7 separate regions of the Homo sapiens genome follow, and all the other regions are linked to region 3. A link is a contact called in ENCODE Hi-C or POLR2A ChIA-PET data. All regions are on one chromosome and are shown on one strand. The core of a region is the stretch at or near the end of the contact, and the rest is flanking DNA. Distances in the headings are between cores, read along the strand shown. Region 1 holds the start of C1orf50 (chromosome 1 open reading frame 50). Region 2 holds the start of SVBP (small vasohibin binding protein). Region 3 holds the start of KDM4A (lysine demethylase 4A). Region 4 holds the start of ERI3 (ERI1 exoribonuclease family member 3). Region 5 holds the start of YBX1 (Y-box binding protein 1). Region 6 overlaps SLC2A1 (solute carrier family 2 member 1). Region 7 holds the start of ZNF691-DT (ZNF691 divergent transcript).

Region 1 (3,342 bases), core at 685-3,184, 880 kb after region 3:
TCTGTCTCCTGGGCTCAAGCGATTCTCATGCCTCAGCCTCCCGAGTAGCTGAGACTACAGGCATGAGTCACCACACCTTTTAGTAGAGACGGGGTTTCACCATGTTGGCCAGACTGGTCTCGAACTCCTGACTTCAAATGATCCACCCACCTTGGCCTCCCAAAGTGCTGGGATTACAAGTGTGAGCCACGGCACCTGGCCAAAAAGTACATTTTAGATAGTTAATATGTTTGATTCAATTTGTTTGTCTCTAAAGTTTTTTTTTTCTTCAGCTTCTCAAATACAGATTGTATTGGGGAAACAGAGGCAGCATAATAATGCATCCTCTGTATTTCATAAGATTATAGGATGAAAGACAAAAACTGTGTTCTTTCTTCCATCTGTTCAGGCCATCGTAATAAACACGATAGTCATTCAATAGCACATGAATACGTTGTGTGCACAAGATTCTGTCCCTGCCAACCTCCCTCCCAATAAGAGTAATCTGATTAACTAGATGCATATTCTCTTAATAAATAAAAGTTGCACTTTGCTCCCCAGCTCTTCAAAAAGAAGAAAGCCAAGTTTTGAATTAAAGGAGCTTTCTGCGTATCTGAATTTTTCTTAATTTTAAAAAAAAAAGGATTCGAAGGATTTCTAGGATCATTGAAAAAAAAAGAGATGTGAGGGAATTTGAGCACATTAAATAATTTTGGGCAAAGCAAAGACCCTGGAACATAATCAAGGCCAAATCTGATAGTGTATACAGGGATAAGGGGCCATGATAATCTTTAAAACAGCAGGACCCTCCATCTGTGGACACTGAAGAGGGTGTACAACTGGAAGTCTTGATAAGAGATAAGAAGGAATCTGGTTTTTCATTGAATAATGACAAAACTTTAGATCTTGGAGCTCTACTACTTCAAACCTTTCACTTCACAGATAAAATAGTTGAGGTCCAGAGAGAAGTAATCTGCCTTAAGTCGCACTGCAAGTTAGTATCAAAAGTGGGATTAATACTCATGTGTCCAAACTTCCAGTGTTTTTTCCATTATTTCACATTTCCTCCTTATTTGACTTATTTTGGCCATCCATATATAAACACTGGGCTTGGGAATACTGTGTTTAATGAGGACTAAACTTGGAGTCCTTGCCCTGCTAGAAGATGTTTAAACTCTCAGGTAACAAAGATCTTATGGGAAGCAGCTTAAAATAAGCGGACCTTGAAACTTCCCGAAGAACTTTTCTTTGTGTCAAATGGGAAGAATAACTCTGTACTGCCTACCTCACAAGGCTGTCCTAAGGTGCAAATGAAATAATGAACACTAAAGTGTTGTGTAAACCTTCCCACGAAGGAAGATTATGGGCACTCAAGTTGCAGTTAGAGGAACCTTTGGTCCCAGAAGGTCATTCGAATCAGGCCACCGACTCACAATGACAGTCGGCTTTACTCGTCTGTAAAATGGAGACAAGAGCAAATGCCACCCCCACCATAGGTGGTAGTGAGGTCTGAGCCGAAAGACGCAGAGTACAACGTGAACGAAGATGGTTATTCGCTGCCCCGGCCGCGCCTCCTCACCTTCTGCACCTGCTCTGCGAGCGCCACGAGGTCTAAGGGGTCCCCGGCCCGGTGGGTGTGGTAGGGGCTCACCAGGGCCAGGCCGCCGGGGGTCGGGGTGAGCTCCACCAGGGCTCCTGCGACACACACCCAGGAACACAAGCCGTGAGCTCCCGCCGTCGGCCTCCCGCGGAGCCCCGAGACCGGCTGCCTCGCGGGAGCTGACTTCCCCCTGCTGACTCCCGCCCCGCATACCTCCCTGGCCTGCAGCTGGCGGCGCTCCTTGCCTTTCAAGGACCCCCTCGGTCCGCCCCGGCGCGGCGGCGTCCTCCATGACAGCGCCTTATCCTCCCCACTCCCTGGGCTGTGCGAGTAGGAAGAGCCTGCGCATAAAGGCGCGTGGGCGGAGCTTCCGTCTTTCTTGTCTACTGGGCGTCAGTTCGACTGAGCAAGGCCTGAGCTCGGAGGCGGGGCTCCGGCTGACGCGCCGGGATTCGCTGAGGGCCGGTGGGGGGATCCGGGCTGACTGAAAGGAAAAGAGGCGGTGCAAGCCTCGTGGGCATGCGCCGCCCGGCTTGGAAGGTGGGGCTTCGCCCGGGGGCGGGCCTTCGCCGGGGGTAGGACTCCGGCCTTGGTGGCGGGTGGCTGGCGGTTCCGTTAGGTCTGAGGGAGCGATGGCGGTACGCGCGTTGAAGCTGCTGACCACACTGCTGGCTGTCGTGGCCGCTGCCTCCCAAGCCGAGGTCGAGTCCGAGGCAGGATGGGGCATGGTGACGCCTGATCTGCTCTTCGCCGAGGGGACCGCAGCCTACGCGCGCGGGGACTGGCCCGGGGTGGTCCTGAGCATGGAACGGGCGCTGCGCTCCCGGGCAGCCCTCCGCGCCCTTCGCCTGCGCTGCCGCACCCAGTGTGCCGCCGACTTCCCGTGGGAGCTGGACCCCGACTGGTCCCCCAGCCCGGCCCAGGCCTCGGGCGCCGCCGCCCTGCGCGACCTGAGCTTCTTCGGGGGCCTTCTGCGTCGCGCTGCCTGCCTGCGCCGCTGCCTCGGGCCGCCGGCCGCCCACTCGCTCAGCGAAGAGATGGAGCTGGAGTTCCGCAAGCGGAGCCCCTACAACTACCTGCAGGTCGCCTACTTCAAGGTGCAGACCTGCCTGGAACCAGGCGGCCGGGGTCCTTCTGGGGAGAGGAGTGTTGCAGGGGACCTGAGGAGCTTGGGGGATCGGGGAAGTGTCCGCAGGGAGGGGAAAGTGGCCTCCTGGCTGGGGAGCTCTCCTCGGAGCCGGGGAGAGCTGCTCCCTGGCAGGAGACCTTCCTCGCCCAGTTCGCATGGGCAGATGCTAACCCCAAAGGTCCAGCCTGGGGTTAGGGCACAGGCCAAGCAAAACTCATGGCCATTTTGTTCCCTGGGAAATCTCCTGGAAGGAATTAAAGCGGCAGTTTGGGTCTCCCATTCTGATGTCATTGTAAGTGTCCGAGTGAGAAGCTAGTAGCGGTCTACAATATCTCCCTTCCGGTTGGTTTTCCAGTGGTGCTTTTCCTGCTGTTTGATTCAGCAGCTCTCTTTCAGGATGTGAGGTTGCCACGTCGCCAGCAGGGGCTGCCTGGCCCTTTCTGTGTGTGTGTGGGGGCGGGGGGGGGACCCTCTGGCTAGTCTGCCAGGTTTACAAAGAAAATGAGTATTTTTCGGAATGCCAGAGTGCCATGTGTCCAAGTGTACACTTGGGCTTGGAGCGTTCCAGGCTTGTTTGGTGGTGGTGATGGTGACGATGATGATGATGATGATAGCCAGCACATACTTCCAGGCA
Region 2 (3,726 bases), core at 286-2,785, 830 kb after region 3:
AAAATACCAGTACTACATCAAGATTTCTGAAATAGACTCTGACTTGGTTACTTTTATTAATAATAATCGAATCAGCATTTGTATAGGGTTTTTAAAAAGACATTTAATGTACTTTCCTCTGATTGCTAAAGTATAAACGTTTACTGTAGAAATTTTGGAAAAGCTGGGCGCAATTGCTCACATCTGTAATCCCAGCACTCTGGGAGACTGAGGCAGGAGGATCACTTGAGCCCAGGATTTCCAGATCACCCTGGGAAACACAGTGAGACTCCATCTCTACAAAAAAATTTTAAAAAATTAGCCAGGCATGATGGTGTGTGCCTGTAGTCCCAGATACTTTGGAGGCTGAGGTGGGAGGATTGCTTGAGCCCAGGTTACAGTGAGTTATGATCACACCACTGCACTCCAGCCTGGGTGACAGAGCAAGACCCCATCTATTTTTTAAAAATTAAATAAATAAAAAATAAACATTGTGCAGTAGATCTCTAGAACTTTTTCACCTTACAAACCTAAAATTCTATACCCTTTAAACAATTCCTCTTTTCCCTCTCTCCTAGCCACTGGCAGTCACCATTCTACTTTCTGTTTCTTAGACTTTGATTGCTTTAGATACTTCATATGAATGGAAACATGCAGTATTTGTCTTTTTGGGGCATTGTGCTCACTTTTAAGGCTTTTGATACCTAGTACTAAACTGACCTCCAGAAAGGCTGTTAACGATTTACAGTTTGACTGGAAGCGTGTGTCCATCTGGGCTGAGTTCATTGCTTGCTTAGCATCTATCAGTTGTTTCAATTCTTGCCAGTTTGATAGAGGAACAAATAGTGGACCCAAACAGGGTTTTACTTTGGATAAGGCCATTGTCCTATGAATCCTGGCTGAAATATTTGCTCCAGCACTTAGAAGCTGTGTGACCCGGGACAACTCACTTAACTTTTCAATGCTTCTGTTCCCTTATGTGTAAATGGGGATAATAATATACACGTATACATTATACACACTTATTATGAGGAATTAGTTAATAAATGTGAAGCTGTAAGAACAGTGCCTGGAATATAGTAAGCCCAAATGTAAGGTAGCTATTATCATTTTTGTCAATCCTTGCTAATGTAATACCTGGAAAATTACAGCCAGCTATTTTAATTTACATCTCCTCGGTAATCAGTTGAACGTGAATGTTCTCTGTATTTATACTGGCTATTGGTACTTCTGTCAAGATTTCCTTTTTCAAAGCACTGTGGCAAACGGGATCTCACTTGATCCTCCCAATAAACTCATGAATGAAGAAGGTGGCAATCATCAATCCCCACTTTTCGAATTAAGAAATTGAGCCTCGGAATTCGAATTCTGAGCAATTCCAATTCCAGGATTCGGATCTCACCCTCTAAAACCTAGTAGCTGTTGCAGAAAATATAACGGGAAAAAGCTTTGGTTAGCCGTAACCACCACCCACCCCGGTGTGGCTCCGCCCCTGCCCCGCCCCGGCACCGGCTTGCCCCGCCCCGCCCTCTACGCGGGTTTCCAGCCATCCTCTCTGCGCACGCGCGGCCGCTCCTGCGGGCGGAAGCCTCCTGGCGCTCGGCCCTGCGCCCCTCCCCCCGGCGCGCGGCCCCGCCCAGGACGAGGGGCGGTGGGCAGGCAGCGCTGGGTCCAGTGGTCGGGGGAAGGCGAGGATTACCCTCCCGGAGGCGTTGTCTGCGACTCGGCGGAGGCTCCAACTTCCAGTGGCCCGGTCGGGAAAGGTACAGACTCCCAAGCCTCTTGGTCGGCGGCTCCAGCGACCGCCATTTTCCTCCAGGAGAGGGAAGAGGGCAGGAGGCGGGGGCCGTCCCCTGGGGCCGGGCGGGCCGGGGCGGGGTCGGGGGGCCGGGCGGTGGGGGGCGGGCCCGGCTGGCTATGGGGCCCGGCCCCCTGGCCCCAGGAGCGGCTGCTGCGGCGGAGTTAGGCCGGCCGCAGTGGGAAAACCCTGGGCGCCCTCTGGGTCTCAGCGTCCCATTAGGACGGTTCCGCGCTGGGTGCCGCACGCCGCACAGTGGGCAACGCTTTCACAGGGGTCTTTGCATTTCACCCGCACACAGCAGCTCCTGGAGGGAGGCCAGGAAAACACTTAACCCATTTTGCAGACAGAAAACTAAGGCTCAAAGTGGGGAGGAGACTTGCCCAGGGACACCCAGCGAGGTTGTGGCCTTGGGACTCGGTTCCTACTCCCCCACATCCAGCGCCCTTGCCACCAGACCACTCTGCCTCACCTGGCAAAGGATGGGGCGGAGCTAAAGGATTAGAGGAGTAACTGGCAGGGTATTTTTTGTTTTGTTTTGTTTTGAAGATCTGCCTCTTTCTGTACCACCCAGATCAGAGCCTCCTAAGAAATATCCAGAAGTCAAGCCATGGATCCACCTGCACGTAAAGAAAAAACCAAAGTTAAAGAATCTGTCAGCAGAGTTGAGAAGGCCAAACAGAAATCAGCCCAGCAGGAGCTGAAGCAGAGACAAAGAGCAGAGGTGAGATTAAGGCGGAGGCTCTGTATGCCTGTAGTCTGCTGGAGATGATGCTGGAATAGAGAAACAGCAGAAAGGAGAACTGACAGCGAGCCATACTTGCCTCCAGGCAGGATGGGTGTTCTCCCAGGTTTAGAGGGGACAACACTGAGGTTCAGAATGGTGAGGTGGCAGCCCAGAATCACATGCCAAGTTAGTGTCAGAACCCCAGTCTGGTGCGGAGCTTTTGTGGTAAGAGACCCAAGGGAAGGAAGAAAGGAAAAAAAATGATATGTAAGGGGAAAGAAGGGGTCAGAATGAGAGAGAGCACGCAAGTGTCAGACACCCCCAGTACAGATGTTCTGGATTTGGTGCGGAAAGCAGCTACTCATGCCAGGTAGAGGCCCAAGCTTTAAACTCACCAGTGTGTTCCTTTGTTCTCTCAACGATTACAATCAACTTGAGAATAAAAAGCTTTAAACTTTACCCTGCCAATATTGAGCCACATACAGACATAAGTATTTTATTTTAGTATTTAATGTCAGGGAAAATCTTGCTGGTCTCTTTTTCCCTCTTTGTTTTGTTTATCTGTCTGCTTTGTTCATTTCCTGTCTTACATCCTTTTACTTCTCCATGGACAACTACTTTTTTTTATACTTTTACATTCAAATATATTAATAGATATCCTTGAACAATATACAGTAGTATTTTAAATTTTTACATTAATAAAATTCCTGCATTTTATTTTGCATTTTGCTTACATTGTTTTTTAGAACTATTCATGCCAATATAAGAATTTAGTTTATTCTCATTAATTTTTATAATAGTCTATTTTATGCATCCATTTTACTTAGTATATTTATTCATTCTTACAGAGATGCACATTTAAATTATTTATAGTATTTTTTGCTATTACAAACATTGCTGTAGTGAAAAGCTTTTAGGTGTCTCCTTTGGCACCTGCCTTAGAATTTCTGTAGGTTATTTAACTAGAAAAATTACTGGGTACATTCTCAATTTTACTAGACATTGCCACATTGCTTTTTTTTTTTGAGATGGAGTCTCTTTTTATTTTTTATTTTTTATTATTATACTTTAAGTTCTAGGGTACCTGTGCACAACATGCAGGTTTGTTACATATGTATACATGTGCCATGTTGGTGTGCTGCACCCATTAACTCGTCATTTACATTAGGTATATCTCCTAATGCTTTCCCTCCCCCCTCCCCCCACCCCACAACAGGCCCTG
Region 3 (3,680 bases), core at 868-3,367:
AGCTACTCCCTTATTAACACCTTGCTAATCACTTTTCAGAGTATTAAACAGAATACACTACAACTTGAAAGCCACCCATGGCTGGGTGCGGTGGCTTACGCCTTGTAATCCCAGCACTTTGGGAGGCCAAGGCTCCTCCCTAGGGCACAGCTAAACCAGATACCTAATAAAAGTTACGTGGCTACAAGATAACAAAACTTAAGGGTTCAAAAGTACTTTGATATTAGTAACATGATTTAAAAGCCCTTTGATATTAGTAACATAATTTTAAAACCCTAAAGTGAAACTGTTCTGTTGAAACTAAGATGCAGTTTCAGCAGTACTTAATGAAATCAAGCTACAGACAAGTTCAGTTGCACTGTACCCAGAACTCAAAGGACAAAATTTAAACTGGCAATACACGGAAAACTTCATAACTGATTGGAGAAAGCAAAATAAATACTTTGTTTTTAGATGAGAACTTCAGCTAAGTGGGTGCATCCCCACAGCTCGGTAACGCAATAGACCACCTCAACTGAAAAAAGACAAAGCATATCAATGAAAATAGGCCATTCTAGAAGGAACACCAGTATGTCCTTTCCTTTACCCACCCTCCTCACTGAGGGTCCAGCAGTTCCGTACCCCCTATCTGGGGCCCAAAGGTATGGCGGTTCAGCTCCAAGACTCTCTTTGAGAGTTGGAGAGCTCAGAAAGGAGAAAAGCGCCTCCAATCCACCAGAAATCTAGTTACAGGCCTGGGAGCAGAACACGGAGCACAACTGTGTAAGGTAGGAGAGAAGGCAAATCCAGTTACCCGTATCTCCTAGGCTTCCTATCAAAAATAAGGCGTGTTTCTAAACAGGCGCTTTTCATGAACCTGGCAGAAACTTTGCATGGCAGGTATACTGTTCTCCCTGTTTTACATACCAGGAAATTTGCCCACAGCCCACTCTTAAGTGCACCTTCCACTGCTCTATACTGCTTACATACTCATCTCCACCTGGACTAAGTCCTCTGCAAGGGCAGCTCCAAGTGTGGAGAAACCCGAAGTTTATTTAATTTTGAAGACCCTCTTAAAAAGAAAAATGAATCCAAAATATCTTACTTTTGCACATTTTATAAAAACATACAATCATGTGAATACAATGTTGGGGCCCTTCCCCGGGCCTTCAAAGGGGCCCTAATGGGCTTCATCAGCCTCTGCCCCTATTCATCTTTGTATGCCTAGAACAATGCATGGCACAGAGTAGGCAATCGGTAACTGTTGAAAAACTGATTTCCTCACCCTCACCTCAATTGTTCATCCCTTCTTCAACCCTAGGATTCCCTTCCCCCAAATCTGTTCCCTGGGGAAAGCTCCCGTTTCATGACACCTTCCCTCCCAATCAGTAACAAAGCCTAGAGATTCAAGAACACCGGCTCCGAAGTCAAAACTCTGAATACAGATCCGGTCTCTGCCGTTTATTAGCTATGTGACCTTGGCTGTGTGAGCTGACTTGAGTCTCAGTTTCTCCACCTGTAAAATGGGGATCCCAACCCCCTGCCCTGCAGGGTCGCTGTGATTAGCTCAGATGATGCAAGCGAAGCACTAAGCACTAGGCCCGGTACTTACCCACTCAATAAAGCTAGCTGTTGCTAACAACCCCCTCGGACTCCCGCACCCTTCCCTCGCAGCCGCTCCCGCGAGCATCACTCCAAAGGCAGCGCACCCTGCTCCCCACCGTCCCCGAACCTCACCGCGCACAGGTTCGGCCCCTCCCGGCCCCGCCGCCTTGGCGAGTGAAGCTCGGCCGCAGGAAGAAGAAAATAAGGCCCAGATGACCCGCCCCCCTCTCCCGAGGTCCATTGGCCTTGAAGATTGGAAAGGACCAATCTCAGAACCCATTCTGGAAGCTCCTTCTCCTATTGGCCGAGAAACATGCCGATCACTCACCGCTGGAAGACCCACCCCCACCGCCCCTCCCCCACCAAAACTCACGGTCACTGCTACAGCGGCAATGATCCTCGAGAATTCCAAAACCCTATAGTTCTCACCTACAGCCCAAAGCCCCGCCAGGGCTTAGGCTCAGCTCCTGCTGTCGCCACTGGCCGATCCTACTGCTTTTCCAGCAGGCGAAGGCCGAAACTCCGCCTCCTCTAAAGTCGGCATCTGCGCAGCCGTACAGAGTCAACCAATTCAAGGGTGGCTGCAAGCCATACACCAGCCAATGAGCACGCGCCGCAGCCACCTCCCAGTCCCGACCTCAGTGTGCTCAGCCTATGAGCGCCGGCTCGGGCTGTTGCCGGGAGGAAACGCTGTACCACTAGGGACCGCGGCCAGTGAGCCTCTAGCTGGATCGCGAAGCTGGCCAATCATAGGCGGGCTCCTGGTCACCCATAACTAATCAGGGTTGAAAGAAGCTAGTACCTGGAAGTGGGCCGGTCCGGTAGATGGGTAAGGGCGGTGAGGTTACTATAGGATGTCGCTAACGAAAGGATAGGCCAAAGTTTTCTTGGGATGAGTATCCTCTTTGCCTAACGTGGAAATGTGTCGGGGCCCTTAGGGGCAGCTTCCGAGCTCAGGGAGTGCTGAAAAGATGACCGTCTTGTCCCGGTTTGTCCTGGGTGTCTCGGTTTTCAAAACAAAATCCCGTGGCCTTGGAAACCCCTCATTCGCTGTCAAGCCTGAACAGGGAAGGGAAGCTGCCCTGAGGGTCATTAGGACAGACCATGAGGGAGGCTCTCCTTAGGGTCATTAAAAAGCAATTCCTGGCCGGGCGTGGTCCCTCACGCCTGTAATCCCAGCACTTTGGGAGGCCGAGGCGGGCGGGTCACCTGAAGTCGGCAGTTTGAGACCGCCTGACCAACATGGAGAAACCCCGTCTCTACTCAAAAAAAAAATACAAAATTAGCCGGGCGTGGTGTTGCATGCCTGTAGTCCCAGCTACTCCGGAGGTTGAGGCAGGAGAATCGCTTGAACCCGGGAGGCGGAGGTTGCGGTGGGCCGAGATCGCGCCATTGCACTCCAACCTGGGCAACAAGAGTGAAACTCCGTCTAAAAAAAAAAAAAAAAAAAAAAAAGCAGTTCCTCAGTGAGCGGGGATTTGGGGGATCATTAGGAGCAGCTCTTGGGGCGGAGAGGGGGGCATCCTGGGAATCAGAAGAGGCACTTCTGGAGGGCGAGGGGGCTTCCTAGAAGTCATTAGGAGCGGTTCCTGAGGGGTAGTGAGTCGCCTTAAGGAATTCCCAGATTGTCAAGGGTAGTGGGGAAGGTCAAGTAGGAAAGTAAAATACCCACAACCAGAGTCATAAAAAAATATACAGAATTACCATGGATGAATAATGGGGTAGTGCCCTGGAAAGAGCTATATGGAGTCAGGCCTGTGTTCAAAACTAGTAACTTCTCTGAGCCTGGGAGTTCACATCAATAAAATGGAAAAAATAATGCCTTGCAAATTTTGTAAAGATGAGAGTTAATGAATGTTGGCAAAAAGAACATATTTCATAGAATGCTATGGACCAATCATGATTTATGCCTCAGGCTGGGTACATGCCTACTGAAAAAAAAATCTTTAAAAAAAATAGTTTCAAAAACAGAAATGACTGTTTCAAAAAGAATGGCCGTTGGCTACGCAGCCACAAGTCTTTCACAATAGGGGTTTTTGCCCTTACCCAGTAAGGTAATCGACAGTATTAGATAATAGATTATACTGAGTGGCTCA
Region 4 (3,290 bases), core at 157-2,656, 710 kb before region 3:
ACCCAGCTTCCCTCTCCAATTTAAAAGCTCCTTGAGAATAGAGGTGTGTCGTTATTCATCAATGAATCCTCAGCAACAGAAACAGTGCCTGACACTTAAGAGAGGCACTATAAATACAGATGGACTGACTGACCAACTGGGGTTAATGTGTAGGTAATAATAGGAGAATCTGTTCCAGCTCCAAGAGTTGGGGGATAGTGCCTCCACTTTACTGACCTCGGGATAAGTCTGTCCCTGCTGCTGGATATTCCCTCATTTGTTCGCAGACATTTATTGCGGGCCTTCTTTATACCTGCCCTATGCGGTGTATTACTGATACAACATGAACAATATGGAAAAAATGCTTTTCCTAAAGGACTTAAAACCCTGTGGGAGCGACAACAAGGAAACAGACAATTATAAGACAATATGATAAATGCTATAGGTCCACAGCAGAATCACCTAACCTATGACGTGGGTGGGATTAAGGAAGGCATTCCCTGATATGGGGATTACCAGGCACTCTCAGCTCAGGTGGAAACCGTTATGGTAAGGTCCGCTCTCAGAGGTGGTAGGGCCCAGAAATGACATCATCCTAAGTGTAAGTATGCAGACAGCACACAGAGGGGCTTGGTAACTGAAGCTGGGCCCAGAGGATGGGGTCCTGACCGATTGGGAAGCTGTCAAAGCCATCATTCCCAGCTCATAACCTGGGACCCATGACTACCCAGAAAGGCATAACCAGGATGAAGAAACACAGGTCTCTCCAGCTTACTGGAGAGACTGACTGGGGAAGCTCCTCACAGCTGAGGCCAGAAACCTTTTAAACAGAAGTTTCCTCTGAGTGGACCTGAACAAGCCAGTTCCCTCTTCCTTAGGACGGCCCTTCACAAATCTAAGCATTTTCCTCTTAGCTTAATCCCTCCTTGTCTCAGGTCTCCCCCAGGCCCACATCCGAAAGTAGATGACAATAATTACTTGTTGAATGAACGAATCATGAGGAGTCATGTAAATAGAATTCTGTCACGTTGTGAGCCCACATTCACCTTACGGGTATATTGGAGGGCGGGAAAACGGAGATGGGGGGCTCCACTAATGTGTGTCTGTGATCCTGGTTAGATCGCTGTAGGCCATAGAAAGTTTCATTTTAAAAAAATTCCTTTCACAGATCAGAAGTGATGTCCCCGTCCCCGTCTTCTCTTCTGAGTTTGTGCAACGTCAAAACTACAAGTCCCATAAGGCCGGCGGCCGGGAGTCACCATCTTGACATACCTTAGCGCGCATGTCGGCGGGAGAGCGAGCGTTTGGGGAGAAGAAGCCCCGCCTGACTGCAGCCCATTGGTCAAAGGGGTCGGCAGCGGGCTCAGCGGTTGGCCACAGCGCCCGCCCGTCCGCCGCGTCGGTCGGGGTCAGAGTGCGCGGAGGTGAGTCGGTGTGTTGTGGACTCGTGGTGCTGGCTGCCGCTGTTCAGGCGGCCGGGAACGGGCGGTGGGGAGCGGGCGGAGCTGGCCCTGCCTCTGCCTGGCCGGCGCCGCAGTCGGCGCGGGCCGCGCCCGCCGCCGCCAACTGCCCTGAGCGCTTGCTGAGGCCGAGGGAGACGTCGGGGCCTGCACCTGGAGGGAGCCTGCCGCGCTGGCCCCGAGGAGGGGGCGTTGCCATGGCGACAGCCTCTCCCGCTGCTGACGGGGGGCGGGGGCGGCCCTGGGAAGGAGGGCTGGTCTCCTGGCCCCCCGCCCCTCCCCTTACTCTCCCCTGGACTTGGATGGGCCCGAGTTGGGGGCAACACCCCGGGGTGGGTGATGCTGAATGGCCCCGCCAAGATTGGGCCCTGGTTAATGCATGCGGGGTGAGGGTCGCGGTGCGCAGAATTTATGCAACCTGGGGTGCTGGCCCATGTGCTTACCCTGGATGCTTACTTAATCTACTGAGTAATGTTCTGGCGGAGGGGGAGCGGGGCAGAGCTTTGCAAGACAGGATGGGTGAGTTTATTAAGGGGGTTGACTTACTGGGATTACTAGAGAAGAAAAAGGTTTGACTAGAGAGGCTAGAAATGGAGCATGGAGATTGTGGGTAGAACATTCCCTTGACCCTCTCGCCAACACATGCCCACACACCAGGTTAGCAGTTTACCTCTTTGTAAATCTGAAGCGGTGGTAGTAGTGATGGTGGAAGGAGTGAATAAGGGCCTAACCTGGCTAGCTTTCTGTTTGCCTGTCTTGCAAATGGTCCAGCAACAGGTGTTTTCTTAAAAAAAGCATGAACTTGGATTGAGGCTTGACTGCGAGTTCTTGCAAAATATAACTGCTCCTTGTTGACTTGGAAGATGCTGGATGTGGGGCCCCTCAATGGGGGTTTGGATTTTGTCCTTAGAGCTGGATTTTGCAACAAATAGTGCCCATCGTTGTGTCTGCGAGAGGTCTCTGGCCACTTCAATGGCATTTACTCTTGTCAGACATTTAATCAGTCTCCCAGCGGAAGGGCAGCAAAACATGAATCCTATTGGCTAAAAGAGTGTACGCTATTCAAACTATAGTAGGTTGTGAGTGGCTAAATGAGTTTTGATTGTAGAGTTTCTTCCAGAAATTGGCTTCATCAAATTCTGCTTTATTCTGACTTTATCATATACAGCATGCCTTGTTTTAGTGGGTTCTTGCTTGGAGCTTAGTTTATTATACCTGAATCTCCTACCATTTAAAAGCCAATTTATAAACAGGGACTTGGAGTGTGACTCCACTAATGTGTGTCTGTGATCCTGGTTAGAAACCCACTTGGCTGCCTTTTCCTCAGGAGGTGGGGGTTGGGGGAAGGGAGCTGCCGGGAAGTGATTGATAAGGTTTCCTTTATAGATTCTGTGGTGCTTCACTGGAGCTCAGAGCACTTTGGCAACTTAAGCACTCCAAATTAAAAGCTCATTAACAATTCCTGCCCAAAGATCCTGTAAATAATCAGCTAGCTAGGTCATAGAGCTTGGCTAAGAGCTTTTCTTCCAACTTGAAATTTCCAAATAAAAGTGCTTTTATTCCCTTTCATTTTAAAAAGTGTTTTCTTTGTGGTGGGGTAAATTGGTGAGTGGCCTTTTCCCAGGGGATCTGAGTAGAAGAAAGTCTTAAATGTGTGGAATGGTAGACAGGAATATATTAGTTCCAACCCTAGGTGTTTCTTTATGCAAAAGACATCACTAACAGGGGCATCTCTGCAACTTCTGGTCCTTTGGAGGATATGAATTAGTTGAAAAGGATGATAGGTATCTATTGATGTTTTGACTTGGGATTTAGTTACCTTGACTTTCTTAGAGCTTGAAGCAGGCTTGG
Region 5 (3,768 bases), core at 1,076-3,575, 970 kb after region 3:
AAGCCATTATCAAAAAATTAATGAAAAACGTAGTTTCGGCCAGCCAGGAAAGCAAACAGTATATAACAAGATGGAAAATCCTAAGATTTTGGAAGAAACAAAATATTTTCCCACAATTGCAAAAGTAGAGAATAGATCACCAAATGCTTATCTCTTACTCTGAGTGTTTCCACAATACTCTATGATTGATTAATGAACAGTTTTTCATCAGGCAATGATTCTGTCCTTAAGCTTGATTTTGCCCATTTGTTGTCCATTCCACATTGTTCTTTTAATCATCTGCTTAGGTCTTCTACAGTAAGCAAGCAAGACAATGCTGAGATGGCACTAAGTACCATACCTGTGAGGCCAAGATTGCTACTGGCATACCCAGTGCTCTGCACCCATGTAACTAGCACTACTAGCCTTGGCAGCCATCTTGAAAATGATGCCCGGCTTACAAGGGAGCCCATGGAATACAGTGCGTCTACTGCACGTTACCACCACCACTCCTACAAACAACCCGAAGGGTAAGTCCTAAAGACGTGTCTGCAGCTTTGCCTTCAAACAGGAAGAAAAATGTCAAGTTACCAGTGACTATGGCCACTCTAATAAGCTACAGCCAGGGATCTAACAGAAATCGACTTAACCAGTTATGATTCTAGGACAAGGAAGAATGAAAAATAAGAACGGAAGAAGGAAAAAAAACCACTTTCTTGTAAATATATTATTTACTGGATGAGCAAATAAAAACAGTTCTCTCTGGTCAAAGCTGTGCTAAGACAAAATTTATCTCAGGTATTAAAATGAAACGTGAAACAAAGGCAATACAACCTCTCGGTAAAGATGACAAAACCTCATATAGTCAAATCCTCTTACCCTAAAACGTTAACAATGTATAAATATCCGATGTCAGTGGATCACATTCTCAAATACCGAGTTCAATAAAGTAGAAAAAGATGACAAGGATAAAAATGTACTGGACCGTAGTTTCCCGTTTACCCTGTTAAGGAATGGCTCATTCACTCCGCTTGCCTTTTGAATTGCTTTGTACTGTGACGAAGCCTTTTAAGTTAGCTTCAAATTAATATTTAGCTGCAAAACAAAGGCATTCTCTAGATCCACTAATCCCTAATCAAGGAAAACAACAACAACAAAAAATCATACTAATACACCAGAGGTAGTAAACGCCTTTCAGAACAGAGCTGTGGATTGGGGCTTCCCAAGCCCCGAGAAGCCGACAGAGCAGGAAGCAAGCAAGAAGGTGGGATGGAGGCTTCAGAGCCCGGCAGCTCACCTGTTGATGAAACCATATCCGTTCCTTACATTGAACCATTTTACTGTTCCCAAAACCTTCGTTGCTGGAAAAGAAAACAAAGCAAAACAAGCCACGATTACCAGCTATCCTTTTCCAAATCCGCCCGGCTTGGGCATCCGGTCCCTCGCACGCCGGCCGCCGCGGCCACCTGACAGCCCTTTCTCTCCACCGCCCGGGTGCGGGGCCACGCAGTCGCCGCCGCCGCCGCACACGTGGGTGAGTCTGAAGCGCGGGGCGCTCCAGGGCAGGCCCGGGGCGCGGGCCCCAGGATGGGTGTGTGCGCAGGCCGCGGACGGAGAGCACGTGAGGGAAGGGGAAGCCGCTCCGGCCTGCGTAGGCGGTGCGCCGCGCCCTCCGAGCACACGCGGAAGGGAGCTGGGTGGGGGTGACGCGAACAACGGCGTGCGGGCCCGAGCGCACGAGGCCGGTCGGCGGGGAGGGGACCCCGTCGCACACGCGGTCGGCGGCGCGCGGCCGCAGGGGGAGGGGCGCGCGGCCGCGCGGGGTCCACAGGGGGCGCGGGAGGCAGTGCGCGCGCGCCTGCCGGGCGGGTCCCCGCGAGAGGGAGTGAGGGGGGGACGGGGGGGATGGGCGGCCGCGCGCCGCGGAGTCGGTGCCCACCGGCCGCGCGCCCGCCGGCTCGCCCAGCTCCGGCTAACGGTTCCGCTGCTGGGCTGCCCGAGGGCCCCACCCCCGTCCCTGTCCGGTCCTCACCGATGACCTTCTTGTCCCCGCCGGCAGGCGCCGCCGATGTGAGGCCGCCCGGGCCACCGCTCCCTGCGCCGCTGCCCGTAGTGCCGGGCTTGGTGTCGGCGGCGCTGAGGGCGGGGGCGGCGGGGGGGGCGGCGGGCGGCTGCTGGGTCTCGGCCTCGCTGCTCATGGTTGCGGTGATGGTGACTGGGGCCGGCTGCGGCAGCTGCGGCTCCTCCCGGGGTGTGATGGTAACTAGGCCGGCGGCGGCGGTGGGGCTGCTCAGGGCTCTCTGGGGTCCGCTCTCCGCTCCCGCTACCGATCGAACTAGCGAGAATGGCGGGACAGGCGGGATAAGCCCTACGAGCGACCCGCCCTAGGCGTTGTTCACTGGCCAGTGGTACTGTCAATCTGCCCACCTGACCCCAATCCCTAGCTTCTATTGGCTAATATTTTATCAGTCCTCCATTCTCATTGGACCTTTGGCGGCTAATTCAGTCGACCTACAACCGTTCCTGCCTCCGCCGGCCGCCATAGAGACCGGAACTAGAATTAGAGTAGTCGGCCACGAAAACCATAGAGTACCCGAGAGGACGGGCAGAAGGAACGTGACTTCCACGAGGCAGCCGCCGGGCTGGCGGGCCCCACGTTCAGGGTTGTGTCTCGGCTGAAAAAAAGGCACGCCCGAACGCTGGGCAGGGATTACCCGGCCGGACCCGGGATTGGAAGGGGGCTCGAAGACGCCTTAGCCCCCCGTGAAGAAAAGGCTTCCCTCCCTCCCAGCTCCAAATACGGTCCCTGTGATCTGAGAACATTACGGCGGGCATAGAGTCGTCTTTTCTTTAATGGCCGTGTAGTCGCGGCACAGCCGAGGGTTTCTGGAATTGCCTTAAACGTATGCGTTTGAAGAGCGTACCCTTTTGTCGGAGCAGTCACCTTGGAGGGACCACGCAGGCTATGGCAGCCCGGGTTCAGCATGTTTAGGGCGAGGGTGTGCTCCATGGGGACCTGCCTTCTGATCCGTTTTACCAGGCATATATTTAAAAAAATGTGTCTTCCTTTCCAAGTATTCACATCTTTTTCTACTGACCACAAATCAGATTTAATTCAACTCACATTTATTGAACAAGCTAGCCTGTTTTGTTTTTTCACTTTATTCCTGCAACAGCCACGTGATAGAGGGATTACTATCCACGTTTCACAAACGATAAAATTGAGGCTGCCACCTGATGTTACTGAAGTCCTCCACCCACCTTCTTTCGTTCTTTTTTAAGCGTCTACTATCGGCTGGGGATGGAATAGTTCGCGAGTCAGTTTCTGCCTTCTGATGGAGGCAGAAATTTAAACAGCCAACACGGTAAATACTCCAGAGCTGCAAAACCACGAAGTATTTTGGGAGTGGAAGCAGGGAGAAGGTGGAGGGCTGACTTTCCGCGCACAGGGTACAGGCGAGAAGAGGTGAGATCTCGGGAAATGCAGTCAAGTAGTTCAGTAAGACTCGAATGTGACATTGGGTTGCAGAGGTGGGCAGTCACTTAGGTATATTTAATTGGAAATATATCCTGAGGGGAAGAGTGAGAAGAGCAATTTTAGAGTCATAAGTAGGGAGGGGCATCTTTTTAAAAATGGCTGCGGAGTGGAGAATGGGTTGCAGAGGGGCAAGGAATGGAAGTAGAGAAAGCAGTTAGGAGGCTAATGCAGTATTCCTTACCCCTACCAATGCCGTCTAGGCCTGTGAGTTCCACCTCCTAAAGGCGTTCTTGAGTCAGTCCTAAACCCTC
Region 6 (3,626 bases), core at 537-3,036, 730 kb after region 3:
CAGAAGTAAGTGGGGTTGCAACCACTGCAACGGCTTAGACTTCGACTCAGGATCCAGTCCCTTACACGTACCTCTCATCAGTGTCCTCTTGCTCAAAAATCTGTTTGATCCCTGTTACCCAGAGAATATATACATTCTTTATCTTGACATTCAAGGCATTTCTATCACATATTTGATAGTTGGTGTTCAAAAAAACACTAGTTTTGTGCCAGCCGTGATGCTCAGGCTTGAAATGCATTATTTTGAATGTGAAGTAAATACTGTACCTTTATTGGACAGGCTCAAAGAGGTTATGTGCCTGAAGTCGCACAGTGAATAAGCTAAAACACCTGCTTTTAACAATGGTACCATACAACCACTACTCCATTAACTCCACCCACCTCCTGCACCCCTCCCCACACACACAAAATGAACCACGTTCTTTGTATGGGCCCAATGAGCTGTCAAGCTGCCCTGTGTTCATTTCATTTGGAATTGCCCCCTCTGGTTCCTCTGTATACTACTGCTTCATCTCTAAAGACAGCTCATCCTCCTCCTTCACCCCTGAATTTCCAGAGCACTTCATCTGCTCCTTCATCACAAGTCCAGTTTTCTGCCACTAGTCTGAATTTCATGAGAAGATGCCGATTTGGTTCCTGTGGGTCCTCAGCACTATTCAGTACAGTGCTTGATGCACAGCAGGCACTCAGAAAATACTGGAGGAAATAAAACACCAAAGATATTTGTCTCTAGAGGCTCAGCTGACAAAATCTGGGAGAAGTTTGCTTTTGTAACTACAGGCAGGCTTTTTTCTCCCTGACATGAAGAGGGGTTGTAAGAAGGGTGTGAGAAAGGAAAACTGGTACTTAGCAAATGGAAATACCTATATGTATTACCATTAGGTATAAAGAATCTATGAGGACATCCATCTGCATCTCAACAAAGAAGAGCAGGTTGCGAAGAATATGCCCTGCCTGAGCCTGGGGACAGGGCGGTTAACTGGTGAAGGGCTGAGGCCAGATGAAAGGAAGCCTTATCGTGTGCTCCCAAAAGACTTCTGTTGAAAGGAGTTATCCGGGTCCCCGTGCGGGAGGGGGTGCGGGGGCAGGGCAAGAAGGAGAGGCCGGGGGCCCAGGTATCTTACTCCTACGACGCTGCTCACTCAGGGCTGTCCCCACTGGACCAGAAAGGAAACAGACGGGGTGGGGTGGGGTGGGGTGGGGTGGGGATGGGTGGGAGCCCCGCGCCGGTGGCCGGACGCGAGGACTACAAGGCGGATGGCGGGCGGAGCTCATTCACACTCGAGGGCCCAGAACGTTGGCAGAGCCAGGCAGCACCCGAGCCCCGCCCCGGCCCAGAGGTTCAGACCCCGGTCTGAAAAGGCCCGACAATCCACTCGCAGCTGCCTCCCGCCCTGGGTCAGTATCGACGTCCCCGAGCACCGCCATTTCCCAAACTGCAAAATGTCAGCGCAGGCGCAGGGAAGCCGGCCCGCCCTCAGCGTGGTCCAGAGTGCCGCGACGGCACAGCTGCCGGTCGGTCCCCTGACGCCTTTCCTCTAGGGGCCGCAATCCACCCCGGGGTAGAAGATTTGGGGCCAAGGTTCGGCCGCCTACTGCCGGGGTCGATGGCGCATCCTCTCCAGACCTCACAGCGGTCCCCTAAGCCGGGCCACCGGCGGCGCACGGACACGATTGGGGATGGGCGGGGCCAGGTGGTTTCTCCACCAATCAGAGGCGCATTGTTGGGCCCGACGAGGGGCGGGCTCCAAGACTCCACCAATCACACCCTGGCGGTTCCAGGCGCTGGCCCTTGGGGACGACCTGGGCGCCTGCTTGCCAGGCGATGCGGTTTACTCTGGAGGGGGTGACGGTGACTTGTGTATCGCTGGGCATCCCTGGGGACGTAGCTCACCCGGGTTCCTATCCCGCGTAAGGTGACGTCTACGGTTTCTGACGAAAAGGGGTAAATAGATAACGGGACTGTTCTCCAGGCCACCATCTTTTCCCAGCAGTGCTTAGTTGTTTCACTGACAGTGTTATGAGATCTTTCATTTGAAATCTTAGGCGCAAAATCTCCTCTCCCTGGAAGCCTTCTGGATCAGGTTTTCCCGGGAACACTACATCGGCTTGTATTTCCTCCATCAAAGCGCTCTCCACGCTGTACCGGAATTGAGTGTCTTTCCACCACATTGGGGGCGGGGGCGGGGACGAGGGCGGGGGTTGGGGGGGTAGGGCAGCTGCCGCAGGAACAGGACTGAGCCATTCCTTGGTCCCCACTTCCCACCACAGACTCTGGTCAGGATTATTGAATGAATGAAGTAGAATTTAGAAGCCAAGAAGTTCTGAAATCTGAATTCTTACAGTGCAATTTTAGGTAGACGATCTGACAATTCAGGATGTATTTAATAATAGGGAAAGGATATCATTCTTTTCTGTCAACTACATTTTTAATGACCCCTTTTTCATTCTGTGATTTTTATTTCATAAGTCTCCTACAGTTCTGGTCCGTCTGTCCATTGCAATTGCTGGGCCTACTGCTGGCCACTCATCACCTCTCCCAGGATCACTGCAACTGCCTTCTCACTGATCTCTGTGCTTCCTGCTTCCTCCTCATTCTCCACACTGCAATCGATGATCTTCCTAAAATTCAAATCTAGTTATGTCTCTCTCCTACTTAAAAACCTTCCTGGGTTCCTCATTTCTCTCAGGATAATGTCTGTGTTTCTTAACCTGAAAATTCAAGTCATTCATGATCAAGCTCTCGACCTCACCACTGCCCCCACTCAACCCCAACCCTATCCTCCAGCCATCCATCCACTCTGTTCTCTGATCACGTTCTCCTTCTCCTCTGGGCCTCTGAAGTTTCCTCCGAAGAGACTGCCCTCCCACCTACTCCTGTTATCCACTAGGTGATCACACCCCACCACAGCTCAAGGAGTGAGAGAACAGAAGCTGCTAGTTGGGAGTCTGGCTCATCCATTCATTGGCACATTCCTGCCAACTAGTGGCTGTTTTGTGAACATTTTGATCAGGGCAGGGTTTAACCTCACACTTTCAGGGTTTCAGAGATACTACGTTGCTTTGGAGGGAACCCTTGACTGGTCCTACTACAACAAATCCATCTGGTAACCCTGACCCTGGCTTCCCAAATGATCTTCCTAAAAATGTGTTCTGACCACATTATTCTGTGGGTTAATACTCCCCACTTTCTCATGATAAAGCCCAAATTCCTTAACCACATTCTGGCCTTTGCAGACCTTATCTTCCAATACACTCCTTCCACACCCTAATCTCCAGTGAAGCTTGATGTACTCTATGTTCCCAGGACAACTCCTCACCCTAAAACTTTTTGTTCAATCCCCTTTCTCCTGGTCTGCCTTTGGTCTCTCCATAAGATTATCTGATATCAAAATACCAAATTAGCTGTCACTTTCTCTATGAAGCATTTGCTCAATTCTTTGAACCATTACCTAACTGAGTACACACTTGTTGCCACGTTTTCTCCTCAGTTGTGCTGGGTCTTGGAAAAAATATGGTTTCTGGAGTCAGAAATAGCTGATTTAAGATTCCTGCACTGCTATTTAGCTGAATAATCTTGGGCAAGTCACTTCACCTTTCTGATCTTCTGTTTCTTTTCTGTTGTAA
Region 7 (3,489 bases), core at 622-3,121, 800 kb after region 3:
CCATCCCCCACCCCCTGCCCTGCTCCCATCTGACCTACAGCTACAGTATCTCTACGCAATGAGCTATTCAGCCTCCACTCACTTCCGAAACTGCTATTCTGAGAACCTATAATTTACCAAGTTCCAGCTCTACCCGGGGCTGGATGCTAGGTCAATGTAAGAGCAAAAGGATTTAGGATTATGATTACCACTCAGTTTGTGATACAGTGTACTGAAACAGACCGTGAACTCCAGAAATTGTCATACAATGCAGAAGGTTAAGTTCAGGGGACAGGGGCAGGAACTGTGCCTTAGTCACCTTTGTACCCACTCCTCAGTGTCTAACACAGCACCTGGCACATTATTAACATTTTTTTAAAGCTCGAATCAAGTGCTAAGCTGTGGACTAAGGACCATATATGAATCATCTAATTTCACTTCACATCATCCTTATTTTAGAGATGAGAAAGCTGAGGCTCAGAGAAATTAAGTATCTTGCCCAAGGGCACACAGCAAGTAAGTGGCAGAACTGGGGCCTATGCCCATCACTTCAAAGTCAGTGCTTTTAACCATTATACTATTACTGAAGGAAAAAAGGAGAGAAGACGGGAAGGAAGGAAATAAAAACAGTACCACTGAAGTTCACATGATACAGATGTATCTCCCTGATGAAATCAGGGCTGAGAAGTTTCAAGGAGGAGTAGGTATTTGACCTAAGGTTTGCAGGATGGGTAAGACTGGGACTTGCAGAGATAAAGAGGCAACTACCTACTGAGAAGACAGTGCAGCTGAAGTACAGAGGCACTTTCATATCACACTGCAGAGATCTGGGGGGAAAAGGGGTCTATTGGGCTTTGTCTTCCTGGTGGCTCAGCTGCACAGAGAGAAGCAACGGTGGAAGGGGCTGAGAAGTGGAGGAGGGGCCAGGTCTAAGAAGTTAAGAGCCAAGAAGATGGGGCTAGTGATCACAGATGATGAAGGTGAAGCGCCTAGGTTAAAGGCAAGGGGCCAAGCCATAGTGCGGTATGGAGGTCCGAAGTTACAGGTCTTTGGGGCCAAGTCAAGGGCTGCAGGGAGGAAGAGGAGAGAGGAGCTATGAAAGACCAAGAGCAAGGTGCTAACAGGGTAATTGTACAGGGAAGCTAGATAACGGGTCAGAGATACAGGAGGACCAAGGAAGTCAGAGGGTCGCAGGAGACGGTCAGGGAAGAGGAAGCAAAGGCTGCCAGAAGTGTCACAGGCCAGGGCCCAAGAGCTGAGTTGTGTGTTGCGGGGCGGGGAGAAGCCAATGGCGGAGGTCCAAGGGTACAAGAGCTGGTTTCAGAGATTGCCGGCGGGCTTGGGGCCAGAGAGGTGGGAGAGGAGGAGGGGCTGATCCTAAACGTATGGTCAGCGGCAGGAAGGCTGTATACTCAAACCCAACAGAAGGGCCGGGGAATGGGTTGGGGACAGCCACCTGGCTGCGTGGGCCGGGGGCCAGGGCGAGGGTCGCGGCGGAGGGACCACAAGGCCCCTTGGCTTCCCACTCGGTCCAGGGAGCAAAGCAGCAGCATCCAGATCCTCGGTGAGAGGGAAGTGGCCGTGTACAGAGTTTCCCGCGAAGTCGTGTCCGCCTCCCCCCGCGACCTCGGGCCCAACCCGGACCCACCTCGCTCCCGCCGCTCGATCAGGGACAGCGCCGCCTCTGTAGGCGAGGGAAGGAGCTGGAGCCGGAGCCGGAACCCAGGAAGGATCCGCCCTACTACTCCAGGATTGGTTTCTTGGGATAATTCTTTATTTCCATTGGCTACCATGACTGCCACAACGCAAGCGACCTGGCAGGACCACCAATAAGCTTTGACCGCTGGCGTGGCATGCTGGGAGTTGTAGTCCTAAGGAAGCGCGTAGACTCAGAGAAAACTTGCGAAGTTTAGGATGGAGCTGAAGAGACTGGGTTCCGTCCTACGGTGGGATTTCTTTCCGTGCTCGCGCGTTCAGCCCCAAGTCTCAGGGCCACTCGTCTGGGAAGTTGTAGAATCTGTATAGCCAACCTACACAACCTCCAAGGGGGCAAGTACTCAAATTTCCTTCTTTACTTTGAGTTGGTAATCCTTGACCGTCCTGTAGACGTCCAACGAAGCCTAGAGTCTGGCACCTCACTCAAGGTTTATAACTTAAAATCAAAGGAGGGTAGAGCTGGAAGGGAGTTTAAAGATAAAATAACCCAATCTCCTTATCGGAGAAGCTAAAAGTACCCTGTTCAAGGATCAACCTCCAGGTCTTCCAGCCCCCCTGAGCAGGGATTTTCCCGGGTTCCGCGTGCATCCCTAATTAAGCCTGACACGTGTTCGTCAATCCAGACACAACAAGATCACCAAAGTATCCAGGACTAGGTCTTTTTTTTCAGGTTTTATTTTTTAAAATAATAAAAGGCTAATGAAATACGTAAACTACAGGCTTCTCGTATCTGCACAATGTTTCAGTGCAAAGAACAAGGAGCATTGCCTTCAGAGCTAGATAAACCAAGTATAAAACTCTGGCTCTACCACCTAGCCATTTGGAGTACCAACTCCCTCCCCCATAAAATCCCTGGCAGAATTACTGTGAGGATATTATATATACATACATATATTCTCATGCATGTGTATGTGTATACATATATACATATATATGTATGTATGTTTTATATAGTTGTAAGGTTATAATACATACATATATTGAGGTTATTTCTTGATGACATTAATATTCAAATCAGTAGACTGATATGTATGTACATATATACATGTATAATACACATACATGTGTATATACATATACTAATGTATACATGTGTATATACATGCATACATGTGTGAATATGTATTATACATACATATGTATATATGTGTATACATATACACGTGCATACATGCTAAATACATATACATATATATACACCTATGTAGTACAGATATGTATATACACATACATGTATACATGTGTATATGTGTATGTATGCATATGTGTGTGTATATTATATGTATATTCATGTATGTATGTGTATATGTATGCATGTATTCTGCCTCCACAAGCTGACAATGTGAGTTAGTTTTAAGATTGGGATATTCAGGAATGCATGTTTGGAACTGAATATGGTTGAGTGAAATATGTGTGCCTTATGAACACTATTTGTTTATAAATTGATAAAATAAAATACTAGAGAGCAGACTCAGGAATAAAACTATGGCTTTAGTATGAACGGTGGCTAAACCTTGCCTTGGGGGACTCAAAGCTCTTTGGAAACCAATCTCTTACCTTCCCCACAACTCCTCATTCACAATGAAAATAACAGCATACCAAAACACAAATACCAAACTTTTATTTTAAAACTGTACAAAAGCAAACAAAAAATTCCACTGAGTCACTGTGATAGTTAATCTTATGTATCCACTTAACTGGGTCACAAGATGCCCAGCTATTTGGTCAAACATTATTCTGAGTGTTCCTGTGAGGGTGTTTCTCAATGACATTAACATTCAAATCAGTAGACTG

What was found. Hi-C counts contacts between places; a loop is a spot of excess contacts on that map. ChIA-PET counts read pairs that join two places held with the same protein, here RNA polymerase II (POLR2A). Pooled maps may share reads with other maps.
Region 1: a map of CD4-positive, alpha-beta T cell shows a loop between it and region 3 (7-fold over the local background). The contact joins the promoter of C1orf50 here to the promoter of KDM4A in region 3. A Hi-C loop is called at or near these places in 1 of 168 maps with a recorded cell type or tissue (CD4-positive, alpha-beta T cell), 4 of 37 single-sample maps with no recorded cell type and 10 of 50 pooled maps. POLR2A ChIA-PET finds 5 or more read pairs at or near these places in 7 of 52 experiments (CD4-positive, alpha-beta memory T cell, CD8-positive, alpha-beta T cell, GM12878 and 4 more).
Region 2: a pooled map shows a loop between it and region 3 (6-fold over the local background). The contact joins the promoter of SVBP here to the promoter of KDM4A in region 3. A Hi-C loop is called at or near these places in 1 of 37 single-sample maps with no recorded cell type and 6 of 50 pooled maps. POLR2A ChIA-PET finds 5 or more read pairs at or near these places in 3 of 52 experiments (OCI-LY7, PC-9 and T-cell).
Region 4: a map of CD4-positive, alpha-beta T cell shows a loop between it and region 3 (4-fold over the local background). The contact joins the promoter of ERI3 here to the promoter of KDM4A in region 3. A Hi-C loop is called at or near these places in 1 of 168 maps with a recorded cell type or tissue (CD4-positive, alpha-beta T cell), 1 of 37 single-sample maps with no recorded cell type and 8 of 50 pooled maps. POLR2A ChIA-PET finds 5 or more read pairs at or near these places in 1 of 52 experiments (activated T-cell).
Region 5: a map of naive thymus-derived CD4-positive, alpha-beta T cell shows a loop between it and region 3 (17-fold over the local background). The contact joins the promoter of YBX1 here to the promoter of KDM4A in region 3. A Hi-C loop is called at or near these places in 1 of 168 maps with a recorded cell type or tissue (naive thymus-derived CD4-positive, alpha-beta T cell), 2 of 37 single-sample maps with no recorded cell type and 10 of 50 pooled maps. POLR2A ChIA-PET finds 5 or more read pairs at or near these places in 4 of 52 experiments (CD4-positive, alpha-beta T cell, SK-N-SH, activated B cell and 1 more).
Region 6: a pooled map shows a loop between it and region 3 (13-fold over the local background). The contact joins the enhancer-like site here to the promoter of KDM4A in region 3. A Hi-C loop is called at or near these places in 1 of 37 single-sample maps with no recorded cell type and 9 of 50 pooled maps. POLR2A ChIA-PET finds 5 or more read pairs at or near these places in 1 of 52 experiments (activated CD4-positive, alpha-beta T cell).
Region 7: a pooled map shows a loop between it and region 3 (15-fold over the local background). The contact joins the promoter of ZNF691-DT here to the promoter of KDM4A in region 3. A Hi-C loop is called at or near these places in 2 of 37 single-sample maps with no recorded cell type and 10 of 50 pooled maps. POLR2A ChIA-PET finds 5 or more read pairs at or near these places in 1 of 52 experiments (activated B cell).

Annotation. Positions count from the first base shown.
Region 1 is chr1:42,765,841-42,769,182 of GRCh38, reverse strand. C1orf50 (chromosome 1 open reading frame 50) reads right to left here and starts at 1,934. Exons shown (of 5, transcript NM_024097.4): 1 at 1,793-1,934; 2 at 1,559-1,674. The coding sequence starts at 1,871. P3H1 (prolyl 3-hydroxylase 1) reads left to right here and starts at 2,155. Exons shown (of 15, transcript NM_022356.4): 1 at 2,155-2,676. The coding sequence starts at 2,212. RefSeq lists silencers at 1,647-1,786, 2,407-2,516 and an enhancer at 2,777-2,896.
Region 2 is chr1:42,815,206-42,818,931 of GRCh38, reverse strand. It overlaps SVBP (small vasohibin binding protein), which reads left to right and starts at 1,535. Exons shown (of 3, transcript NM_199342.4): 1 at 1,535-1,742; 2 at 2,352-2,501. The coding sequence starts at 2,388. It overlaps ERMAP (erythroblast membrane associated protein (Scianna blood group)), which reads right to left and starts at 1,810. Exons shown (of 12, transcript NM_001017922.2): 1 at 1,679-1,810. RefSeq lists silencers at 1,392-1,681, 1,832-2,031, 2,592-2,661.
Region 3 is chr1:43,648,586-43,652,265 of GRCh38, reverse strand. It overlaps KDM4A (lysine demethylase 4A), which reads right to left and starts at 2,117. Exons shown (of 22, transcript NM_014663.3): 1 at 2,014-2,117. RefSeq lists a silencer at 2,231-2,350.
Region 4 is chr1:44,353,373-44,356,662 of GRCh38, reverse strand. ERI3 (ERI1 exoribonuclease family member 3) reads left to right here and starts at 1,406. Exons shown (of 9, transcript NM_024066.3): 1 at 1,406-1,771. The coding sequence starts at 1,637. RefSeq lists enhancers at 1,122-1,171, 1,072-1,572 and a silencer at 1,442-1,671.
Region 5 is chr1:42,680,975-42,684,742 of GRCh38, reverse strand. YBX1 (Y-box binding protein 1) reads right to left here and starts at 2,325. Exons shown (of 8, transcript NM_004559.5): 1 at 2,012-2,325; 2 at 1,277-1,340. The coding sequence starts at 2,177. It also overlaps a transcript of PPIH not described here. RefSeq lists silencers at 1,420-1,569, 1,680-1,789, 1,980-2,179 and an enhancer at 2,620-2,669.
Region 6 is chr1:42,922,476-42,926,101 of GRCh38, reverse strand. It overlaps SLC2A1 (solute carrier family 2 member 1), which reads left to right. Exons shown (of 10, transcript NM_006516.4): 10 at 1-749. Among named protein-coding and RNA genes, the nearest start is that of SLC2A1, 35 kb to the left of the region's middle. RefSeq lists enhancers at 1,420-1,509, 1,930-2,059, 2,716-2,835. Within about 2 kb of position 1,786, at least 39 of the 41 ENCODE cell types and tissues checked have a DNase peak (open chromatin) inside an H3K27ac peak, as active enhancers do.
Region 7 is chr1:42,844,796-42,848,284 of GRCh38, reverse strand. It overlaps ZNF691-DT (ZNF691 divergent transcript), which reads left to right and starts at 1,871. Exons shown (of 5, transcript NR_186083.1): 1 at 1,871-2,028. ZNF691 (zinc finger protein 691) reads right to left here and starts at 1,672. Exons shown (of 4, transcript NM_001242739.2): 1 at 1,628-1,672. It overlaps ERMAP (erythroblast membrane associated protein (Scianna blood group)), which reads right to left. Exons shown (of 12, transcript NM_001017922.2): 12 at 3,294-3,489. RefSeq lists enhancers at 1,636-1,705, 1,866-2,135.